Linked DNA regions of Homo sapiens: region 1 is linked to region 2. A link is an interaction called in ENCODE POLR2A ChIA-PET data of the cell type or tissue named here. Cell type or tissue: A673. All regions are shown on one strand.

Region 1 (5,000 bases), 290 kb after region 2:
TGGCTAATGTTAGTTCTACAAAGGCGATCTAGTCCTCAGGCAAGAAGGAGGTCTGCTTTGGGAAAGGGCTGTTATCATCTTTGTTTTAAACTATAAAGTATAAACCATATTTCTCCCAAAGTGAGTTCAGCCTACACCCAGGAATGAACAAGGACAGCTTGGAGGTTAGAAGCAAGATGGAGTCCACTAAATTAGATCTTTTTCACTGTCTCAGTCATAATTTTGCAAAAGTGGTTTCACTATCTGTGATCAAACCTCTGCAATAGGAATGACAGGTGATCGTCTTTCCCCTGGGCGCCACCTCCTCCTTCCATTCCTTCTGAGTCTTCTCCAACCCAACACATACTCAATCAGGATGGAGTTGGAAACAAATTTTGCTAGAAGCTCAGACTTCAGAGGAGATTGTAGCTTTACCTGAAAACTTGGCCTTCCAGAGTAGGGTGACGCACATGAAACCCTTCTCCTGCACTCTTTCATCTCAGTCCCCTCTCCTTTCTTGGCCACCTCCCCCTTCAACAACTTTTCTAGCATCCCCAACACCTTTCCTTGAGAATCTCCATTAGTCTCCACGTGGAGATTCTTCTACCACCATTTCTCCCTCTTGAAACTTTAGCACAACACTAATTAGCTTTTGAGGAGGGAGACTGTAAGTTATAGTCTTGCAAGTGATGATGGACACGGGAATTTCAAATCCTCTTTAGTCTCCCCACCAGATATAGGCAGGGAAATTTCCTCACAAGTTTTCCTGGGATGCCAGAACACACTGTCACAGTCAAAATTACTTTCTCCTGGATAATACCATCATCCCTCAGTATCCACAGCTCATGGATATAAAAATCCCCATATGCTCAATTTCCTGATATTAAATGGCACAGTATTTGTATACATAAATAAAAAATAAAATTGTAAGCTCCTAATCAACTGAATGGACTCCTCCACCCCCTGGGCAACAGGATCCTAAAGAAAATCTGAAAAACTAGTTCAGGCCATGACTGGAAGACAGGGTTGGACTTGCCTGTTATACCCTCTTCCCTTTGGAGTTTAGGCACAACTGACCAGCACTAACATTAAGATAAAGATCATAAGAAAAACAGACTTTTTGTAGCAATAAGATAACCAACTCCAGCCTGACTCTGATATAGCATCATGTGAAAGATAGCAGGTTTTGGAGGAAATTATTTTACCCCAAAATATATTTTCTTTGACATCTTTTGAAATGCCCCTGTTAAGTCATCTCTTGCGGGGGAAATTTGCATTCTGTAGAGAATCTCCTTCCCTTTCTAGGTCTTTTCCTGATCCAGGAGGTTTAACTGAGAGTCTGACACATTTAAGTTTCAAAAAGAGACATTTACCATCTATTCTCTCTGAAACCTGCTACCTGCAGGCTTCATCTACATAACAAGAACCTTGGCTTCCACAGCTCCCCTTATCTTAATTCAAGCATTTATTTAAGCCGACTTCAACTCTCTAGGCAAAGGTTAACTTTCACCAATTGCAAATCAGAAAATCTTTGAATCCACCTATGACCTAGAAGCCCTCATCTGCCACACCACTTTGACGTGTCCCATCCTTCCAGGCCAATGTGTACCTTACATGTATGGATTTATGTCTTTGCTTCTAACTTTTGTCTCCCTAAAATGTATAAAACCAATCTGTAACCCAACCACTTGGGGCACATGTTCTCAGGATCTCCTGAGGCTGTGTCCTGGGCAGTGATCACTCATATTTGGCACAGAATAAGTCTCTTCAAATATTTTACAGATTCTGGCTTTTTTTGTCAACTTATATAACCTATGCACATTCTTCTGCATATTTTAAGTCATTTCTAGATGACTTATAATACCTAATACAACATAAATACTATGTAAATAATTGTTATATTGTATTTTTTGTTTGTATTCTTTTAAATTACTGTATTTTCTTCCTTCCTTCCTTCCTTCCTTCCTTCCTTCCTTCCTTCCTTCCTTTCTTCCTTCCTTCCTCCCTCCCACTTTCCTTTCCTTTCCTTATTTCCTTCTTTGTTTCTCTCTCTCTCTCTTTTTCTCTCTGTGGTTGGTTGAATCTGTGGATGTGGAACCCGTGGATATGGCGACTGACTGTACAGTCAAATATCATATGGAGAAAGAATAGTCACCCTGCCCTTGAAGAATAATAAACTCTGTCATTATTGTAAGAGGCTTTGACTCTTTCCTGAGCTTGGATCAAGTTACAAGAACCTCTACTAGGTGCAAACTGGTTTATCTTTGCCATCCAGGAAGGATGACCCAACCCAGATTATTTTTTTAAAATTTCAAGTCTTTACCTTTTTTTACACCAAATCCCATCCCCCTCACTCAAGGGAGTGGGGTAGATTGATTCTATCGTAGTGCTAAGAAAACAGAACCATAAAGAAATTAAGTGAATTACCAAGCAATGGCAGATGTAAGACCTACATGTCTCCCTCATAAATATTAATTGTGTACTTTGCAAGGGATTTACTGGCAGCTCTGGGGAAACTTCTGATGGTAAATTACTGAATCTATCTGTTGATCTCATTTCTCTATTTCCTTTCCAGCTCCCTTTAAAATAAAAAGTGTTAAATATATTCAAAAGCTCTTGATTTAGAATGATCAGGAGGTAAGGTTGCAAGCTGGAAATTTTTCTTAAATAGCAAACTGGAAATTGCTGAAGATGATAAGGCAAATATTAAATATTCCTAATATAATAGCTTTTTTTTACAAGTTCCCCATAGCTGATGTTTATAGCATTTGTATTTTGCTTAATTATTTCCTCTATTGGCACTGTGCTTTGCACATGGTAGGAACTCAACTGGAGAATTCGATAAATGATTTCATTGAGAATGTTTGAGTAAAATCATCCCAGAAGTCAGACCCTTACCTATAGTATTCAGGCTAGGCCAGCTCACCATCAATCAATTCTGCTCTGCCTTTGAAATTATTTTTAAAAAATCAAGTCATGTGAAAGTGAATGTGTTTATCAGAATTAACAAGATTTAAAACATTTCCCACTTTATTTTTGGTGAGTTCCTTTTCTGGCCAAAAAAAATACTGGCTCATTATTTTCAAAGTATTGCCTTGCCTAAGCAGGTGTGCACACACCTTCCTACCTCACTCAGCTTTTCTGATCAAGTCTAAGGATGGTTGTGTTTTTTTTTTAAAAGTTCTCACTTTGCCTCCCTCCAAAAGTCTCATTTCACTATTGCCCAATCTCTTTCCTCCCCCATTGTGTATGTCTCTTTCTCCCTCCCTCTTGTATTTATTATACACCTACAAAAAGTAGAATTTCCCTTGGCTAATGCTTGATAAGTTTGTTTTACCCACCATTTTATGTTTTGGGAATTGGTCTTTTTACCTCTGCCAGCAGCCTCAGCATTGCTGGGGCATATTTCCAGATGTTTAAGGAAAGCAGCGCTGTTTTTGAGCTAAGGGTAGTGGACACTCCCCCACCCATTTTTTTTTTTTTTTTAATCAGATTGGTAAGTGTGCCACAGGCTGGCTATGACCTGTGGTGTCTTTCTAGCAGCCATGAAAGAATGTGGCTGGCATTCAAAGGCATTGCTTTCAACCTCAGGTCATTGGAGATGAGGGTGAGCCACATAATAAGAATGCAGACTCTGAGCAGATCCTCCGGAGGGATAGACAATGGAAGGCGGGCCTGAATCGAGCAAACGTTTGTAACAGGATGGTAAATGAGACTATTCTTGCTGGTTTACTTGTGGTTGAGGCCTCAGAGCTAAGAGCAGTAAGTGGCAAATACCCTACATTCTAAAGAGGGTGCTTGATGTACGCAGAAGATGAGGATTTCCTTGAGATAAGTGAATGGCTGGCTGTATTGCCCTCACTGGGAGAGGATGGTATTGGATTGCTTGCTAGTCCACCAAGAAGGGAGCTGAGGGCCTACAGAGATGCTCTCTGAGTTGGGAGGGATGTCTTCCAGGGAGGAGACTGCCATCTCAGTCTTCTTCTCATGCCCTGTACGTTAAGATGCAAAACATGGGGGCCCCATGCCATTCGGGGATGACCTTAGGATCAGAGCAAAGAATGGAGAGAAGGTTCTTGGAGAACTTGAGTTCTGTTCTCCTTGTGCCTCCTAAGCTAGAGTTTCAGAGATTGTGTCTGGTCCTTATCTGGAAAGGGCAAAGGTGAGAAGCTGGCTGACATTGCCCCTGATGGCAACATGAAAGGAGAGGGCCACCTGCATTTTCTGATTTGGCAGGCAAAGGGGCTGGGTATTTTCCTGAGAGCCAGAAGAAGAACAAAGCAAGGGTCAGACCTGAAACGGGTCCCACTCCAATGGGCTGCCTGATCCCAGGAAGGACCCCAGCAGAGAGAGCCTACATGGGGCACACACTGGTGGCAGGAATGAGGGGTTTGGCTAGGGGTCTAGCCAGAGACTACATAGGTCACAGAGACTAGCTGTGAGAGGTCTCTGTAAAGAGGGGGCCAAAGGTTTTTGGAATTGGCCCAGGAAAGAAAGAACCAACTGTGTAACAGAGGACTTTGTGGGGATAGTTTGTCATGATACTAGTTAAGGGAGCCATTTCCCTCCTTCTTTTTTTTTTTAATTTTTTTATTTTTTTGAGACAGAGTGTCACTCTGTTGCCCAGGCTGGAGTGCAATGGCACGATCTCAGCTCACTGCAACCTCTGCCTCCTGGGTTCAAGTGATTCTTGTGCCTCAGCCTTCTGAGTCGCTGGGATTACAGGCGCACACCACCACATCTGGCTAAGTTTTAAAATATTTTTTGTAGAGACGGGTTTTCACCAAGTTGGCCAGGCTGGTCTCGAACTCCTGACCTCAAGTGATCTGCCCTCCTTGGCCTCCCAAAGTGTTGGGATTACAGGCATGAGCCACCACATCTGGCCCTCCTTCCTTCTTTCCTCTTTTGTTTCCCCTCCTCCCAGACACCAGAGGTAGCACAGTGAGATGGAAGGAGGAGGGAAGGATGGCAGTGAAGAAATAGTTCCGAAGTGAGGCAGGGCCTGTCCCTTCCTTTCTGCA
Region 2 (5,000 bases):
GCCATGATGTAGCGATTTATGTGTAATCACCTATTGACCTTCCATATGCTTCACTTTAGAGGCTCCTAAGAAGCTTTTCTTCTTTTCTTTTCTTTTTGTTCTTTGTGTTGGCCAATATAAAGAGAAACCTGTTAGAATTTACATAGAAAACATACTTGATCTTTACAGTTTTAAAAATTGTCTTTAGTGGGAAGGGTGCCTTAAGATCCACTATAGGAGTAAGATGTAAAGTTCTTATTTGAGCTGTAAAGAATCTTTTATTGCCTTAATAAAATTACTAAATAGGTCATCTTTTAACAAATTATATGAAATATAGTTTTTAAGTACAAAACATTTGTAAATTGTCCTACCCTTTGAAAGTTGTTGGCAAAGCCATACCTATAGCTCTCTTCATTTTGGCATTGGAATGTGGTTTTTATTAAGCAGTTTAGATTTAGATTTTCTTGAGTCCATTGCTGAGTTTTCCTGTGCTTCTCTGTGGTTCTGGAACTTTTTGCTTTCTCATGAAACTCTATGTCTATGTTTGAAACATGGTTTATTTAGCTAGAGATTCCTGGGTTATTCAGTGTTGATCTGATACAGGGATTGGTAGTGTCAAGCATATTCCACCTACTGAGGATTAGTGAACAATTTATTTGCACATTGGCTTAAATTGGGAAAATGTCAACTACTTCAAATGTCATCATCTAATTTATTAAGTCTCTCTGGTGATGTATTGCTTACACTGGAGGCATCTATTTTTTGTTTTAATAATTACAGGATTACAGGTGATAATGTATCAAAGAGGTGGTTGATAAAAAAGGACTGTAGAAATGTAGGTATATTACCAAGATGATATTTTGTGTACTGACTTTAAACTAAGAAAGTACTCTTTGTTTTGAGACAAAGTCTCACTCTGGTTGCCCCAGCTGGAGCGCAGTGGCACGATCTCGGCTCACTGCAGCTTCGACCTTCTGGGCTCAGGTGATTCTCCCACCTCAGCCTCCCAAGTAGCTGGGATTATCGTCATGGGCCACTACATCTGGGTAATGGAAAGTACACTTTATCTTATAGATATCAAACACAAATTCATGATGAAATGTGCTCACTTTTATAAAAGCAACTCACATTTACAAGTCTTTTAATGTATCAGTTATCAAAGAGTGCAATACTTTTGAGTAATATATTAGATATTTAGCTATTTGAATTTCACAGAATGACTTTGGATATTTACATGAATAATCTATTTGACTTTAACACTTAAAAAACAACATTTTTAGTTGCTTTCTTGTGTTTTAGTGAGAGTATAGTTACCCTGTGATTAAAATTAGTTAAGAATTTAAAAAAAATCTTTCAAATGATCCCATATTCTTTTGATGATCTGTTTTTGAATATGGATCCACTGAGTTTTGTACTCTTTCTTCGAAAGAAGCTGCCATCAGCTGGGTGTAGTGGCTTACGCCTGTAATCCCAGCACTTTGGAAGGCCGAGGCAGGTGGATCACCTGAGGTCAGGAGTTCGAGACCAGCCTGACGAACATGGAGAAATCCCGTCTCTACTAAAAATACAAAATTAGCCAGGCGTGGTGGCGCATGCCTCTAATCCCAGCTACTCGGGAGGCTGAGGCAGGAGAATCGCTTGAACTTGGGAGGTGGAGGTTGCGCTGAGCTGAGATCGCGCCATTGCACTCCAGCCTGGGCAACAAGAGCGAAACTCCATCTCAAAAAAAAAAAAAAAAAAAAAAAGAGGCTGACATCATAGCTAGATTTGTCAATATCTTAGTTTTTGTTGCTGCATAACTGTATATAAGGGAGTTTTCGGTAAGTGTCATCGTTTCTACCTTAGCAGAGGATGTCAGTTCTGAGAAGGTAGCTGATACAAAGGCAACAGTTTCTGGATATTCTACTCTCGAATTCCACAGGAGAACATACTCTTGTTCCTTTCTCCTGTCCAGGACTCAGGTACTTATCAGGCTGATAAAAGTTCCCATGCTCTTATCTTTTGGGAAGAAGGCCTAATACAAAGGATACCCTTTCTTTTCCCTCATCTTTATGCCTTGTGTTTAACCTTGGGTGTGGATACAAGATATGTGGGACTCTAACAATAACATATCATTCTTGTCTTGTTATAAGAGCCCTTTAAACAGAAAGGGTCTACTTTAGAGAAAGACTATGGTATTCCCTGTTGTTCCACGGAGTTTTTGTTTAATTCACCCTTCTGATCTGTGCATGGGGGAATGGAATGGCGTGTTTGCACATGTCCCTGATCCCAGCCATCCAGCACCCTGGGTGGTAGCTGGAAGTTTGCCCAGCTGAGAAAGATTGTTCTTTTTCTCTCCCTTTTTTATTTATTTATTTTTTTGTGTGTGTGGTGGTGGTGATGGTGCTGGTGCTGGTGGTTTCTTTTGTCTTGTATTTATGTAAAAAGTTTATTTGCTGCTCTTGAAAGATCTCAGCATGTGGCCCCAGAGTCTTTACAGACCAGGTTCCCTGTGGCCACTTTCTCTGTAAGTTTCTTCACCACAGTTCTGATGGTTGGTCTTCATGCTGATGTCAGTGCTGTTTTGATCCAAACTGTAGATTATTTTTACCTGTGAATTTCTGAATAAGCATTAGATTAACACATTTGTTTTTGAAATCAAATGTGCGTTGAGGTGAAACACGTTCTGCTAGAAAGCTCATAAAGCCATTTTGCCCCTGGGGACATACAGGTTTTTATGAAAAAATAATGAAAATATTTTAAAAGCTTGTTAAAATTTGTATAGATGGGCATATGTAAAACACATGCTATTTAAATACTGATATGAAAATAAGTTAGGAATGAAATAGAAAGAAAAATGATTTGCAAATCCAAAAAATAATACCAACATTGTATACTGTTCCCTGATAGATTTTTAGTTTTTCTGGTTTTAAATGGAATCTCTTACGACCCATGATTAAATAAGTGCTAACGGTATTGATATTTAAGCAACTCATTAGCCCTTTAGGAGATGCATATTCTGATTTTAGGGGTTCCCCCCCCCACTTTGGTCTATGCCCTGATGCAAAAAAAGTAAACTTACTTATATTAAAATTTACATTATTCTACTTGTGGTAGTGTCACCATTATAAGCACTGCATCTTTATGATGAAACTCTGCCTACAACTAGAGAAACATGTTTCAAATGGACATTTCTGTTATACTTTATTGGTATACTGTATAGCTATGTAATGCAAAAGCAAAATCACATTTGCCTTGGAATGATATCCATAATATCACTACAAAGAATTTATAATTTGGATTGGAGTTTTTTTCTTTAAAGCGATGACACTTAAAACTTCCTGGAAGATGGTGTTTCTCTGAGTGCCAGTAGTAATTTAACATCAAAATGGAAGACACATTCAATGTAGTTATTACTCACATTTTGAGTACAGTAGTTTCTCTCATTAAGTTTTATGTCAGAAACAAGTAAATTCCCTATAAGAAAACAGTCTGAATGACTTTCAGCGGCATCAAAGAGATCGAAACACTTTAAAACTATTTTCTTCATCAGTTGCCTGCTAACACCTTTTTGAAAAATAAAATTAATCAACGCGTATTTCCTTTTGTGATTTGTATTGTTTTGTACATTCACTCCCTTTTCTTTTCATGGGTTGGCTCCCAACTGGAACATGGAACCTGTGATCCATTCAAGATTGAGACAATGTAAAAGATAGAGAACTGACTTTTGGGGCAGGCAGGCCTCCAGGAAGTGGGAGTGAGCTTTCACTTCAAACTGGGTGAGGGGTGGTGGAAAGGGAGGATGCTGATTAAAATAATAAACAACTGCTGGAAAGAGAAGTTGATTACCACACTGCTGTCAGATCAGCCAGGGGAGCTGCCAGAGCCCACTGAGGCTGCTCTCCCCTGCCACAAAGCCGGCAGAAGGGACTAGATTTGCTGCGAGAGCTTTTCTCTGGACAGACAGAACACCTTTTAAAACAAGTTTAGTTCTGTTGCATTGACAGCATCCCTTAGGCCAGGCTGACCTAGGGAAATGGACTGAAACTAGCTTGGTGGTTACCATAGCAACCCAGGCTGCTGGTGTCTGGGAGAGTGAGAACCGGTGGCCTCTTGTCCTGTGTTTTGGTGTTTCTTCAGCTAAGAGTACACTCCTCCTTCGAACTCTACATAAGTCATGCTCTTTGAAAACTGGCTCTTTACCCAGGATTTTTTTTTTTTCGTTCTGAAATCGGTCTGAATGGAGGAAGTTGGTAATACTTGGCTTTTTTTTTTTCTTCTCTCATGCAAGTTTCCAGGATATAGCTTCTTTTTTTGCTGTATGTAATTGAGACCAAACTCTAAGCTTGGGGCCCTGGAGAGAACAGTTGTGGCCTGCAGGTCATTAGTGAGGTGAGCAGAAGGGAATCCTGGACTTCCCAGAGAAAGAGGAGACCATGCCAGCCTCGTGGAACACAGCTACCAGGAAATACAGAAGCAGGTCTATTCCTTGCGAACTCCGAAGTCCATGAAAAAACGGACCCACAGTGGGGTGGCTAAAATGTCCCAGCGCAAGCTGCCGCTGCTGCTGATGGACCATAGCTCAAGGGCAAGGCTTGTAAAGGATTTTACAAAGGATTTTAAAGTATAGCCAGAAAAGATACGGTGTTTAGAAGTTAAACGCTGTTGTCTGAAGGAAGTTTGCCGGAAAGATGTAGGCTTCAAGGGCTACTGGACAATGATTGGTCTGAACTTCAACTTACGGGAACTGCTGACAAAATTTGAAAAGGTATGCAGAAAGCAAACTTCATGAATGTACTTTTTTCCTTTCTTTCTTGCCTTTTTTTTCACTATACATTTAGATAGATGCTCTATTGACTCTTTGGTGGTTTAGTATAATTTATAAGGAATATTCAATTTTGCTGTCTCCTTTAAAGATGTTTTTCAAGTAAAGGGCTAATTAGCAATTACTTCCTTTGGTCAGGAGGGCTTCTCATGATGCCTGTCACTTTTAGAATTCCACATCAGAAGAAACTCTTTGTACTCAAGTCAGCTGGTAATTT

What was found. ChIA-PET counts read pairs that join two places held together with the same protein. Peaks named below come from ENCODE experiments on the same cell type or tissue, not always from the same donor. Only the 100,000 strongest peaks of a DNase experiment are listed, where the experiment ranks them.
Region 1: POLR2A ChIA-PET joins it to region 2 with 5 read pairs; 1 of 35 experiments calls an interaction of 5 or more read pairs at or near these places.

What each region holds. Positions count from the first base shown.
Region 1 is chr6:144,950,543-144,955,542 of GRCh38, forward strand. No RefSeq gene overlaps it. Among named protein-coding and RNA genes, the nearest start is that of TRQ-TTG4-1, 230 kb to the right of the region's middle. RefSeq lists enhancers at 1,112-1,779, 4,091-4,590. In A673, a CTCF peak has its summit at 1,679; DNase peaks (open chromatin) are centred at 1,739, 2,079 and 2,469; H3K27ac peaks cover 4,770 bases.
Region 2 is chr6:144,655,550-144,660,549 of GRCh38, forward strand. All of the region lies in intron 51 of UTRN (utrophin), which reads left to right. Among named protein-coding and RNA genes, the nearest start is that of SNORA98, 250 kb to the left of the region's middle. In A673, no CTCF peak of the experiment used is centred here; a DNase peak (open chromatin) is centred at 2,282; H3K27ac peaks cover 481 bases.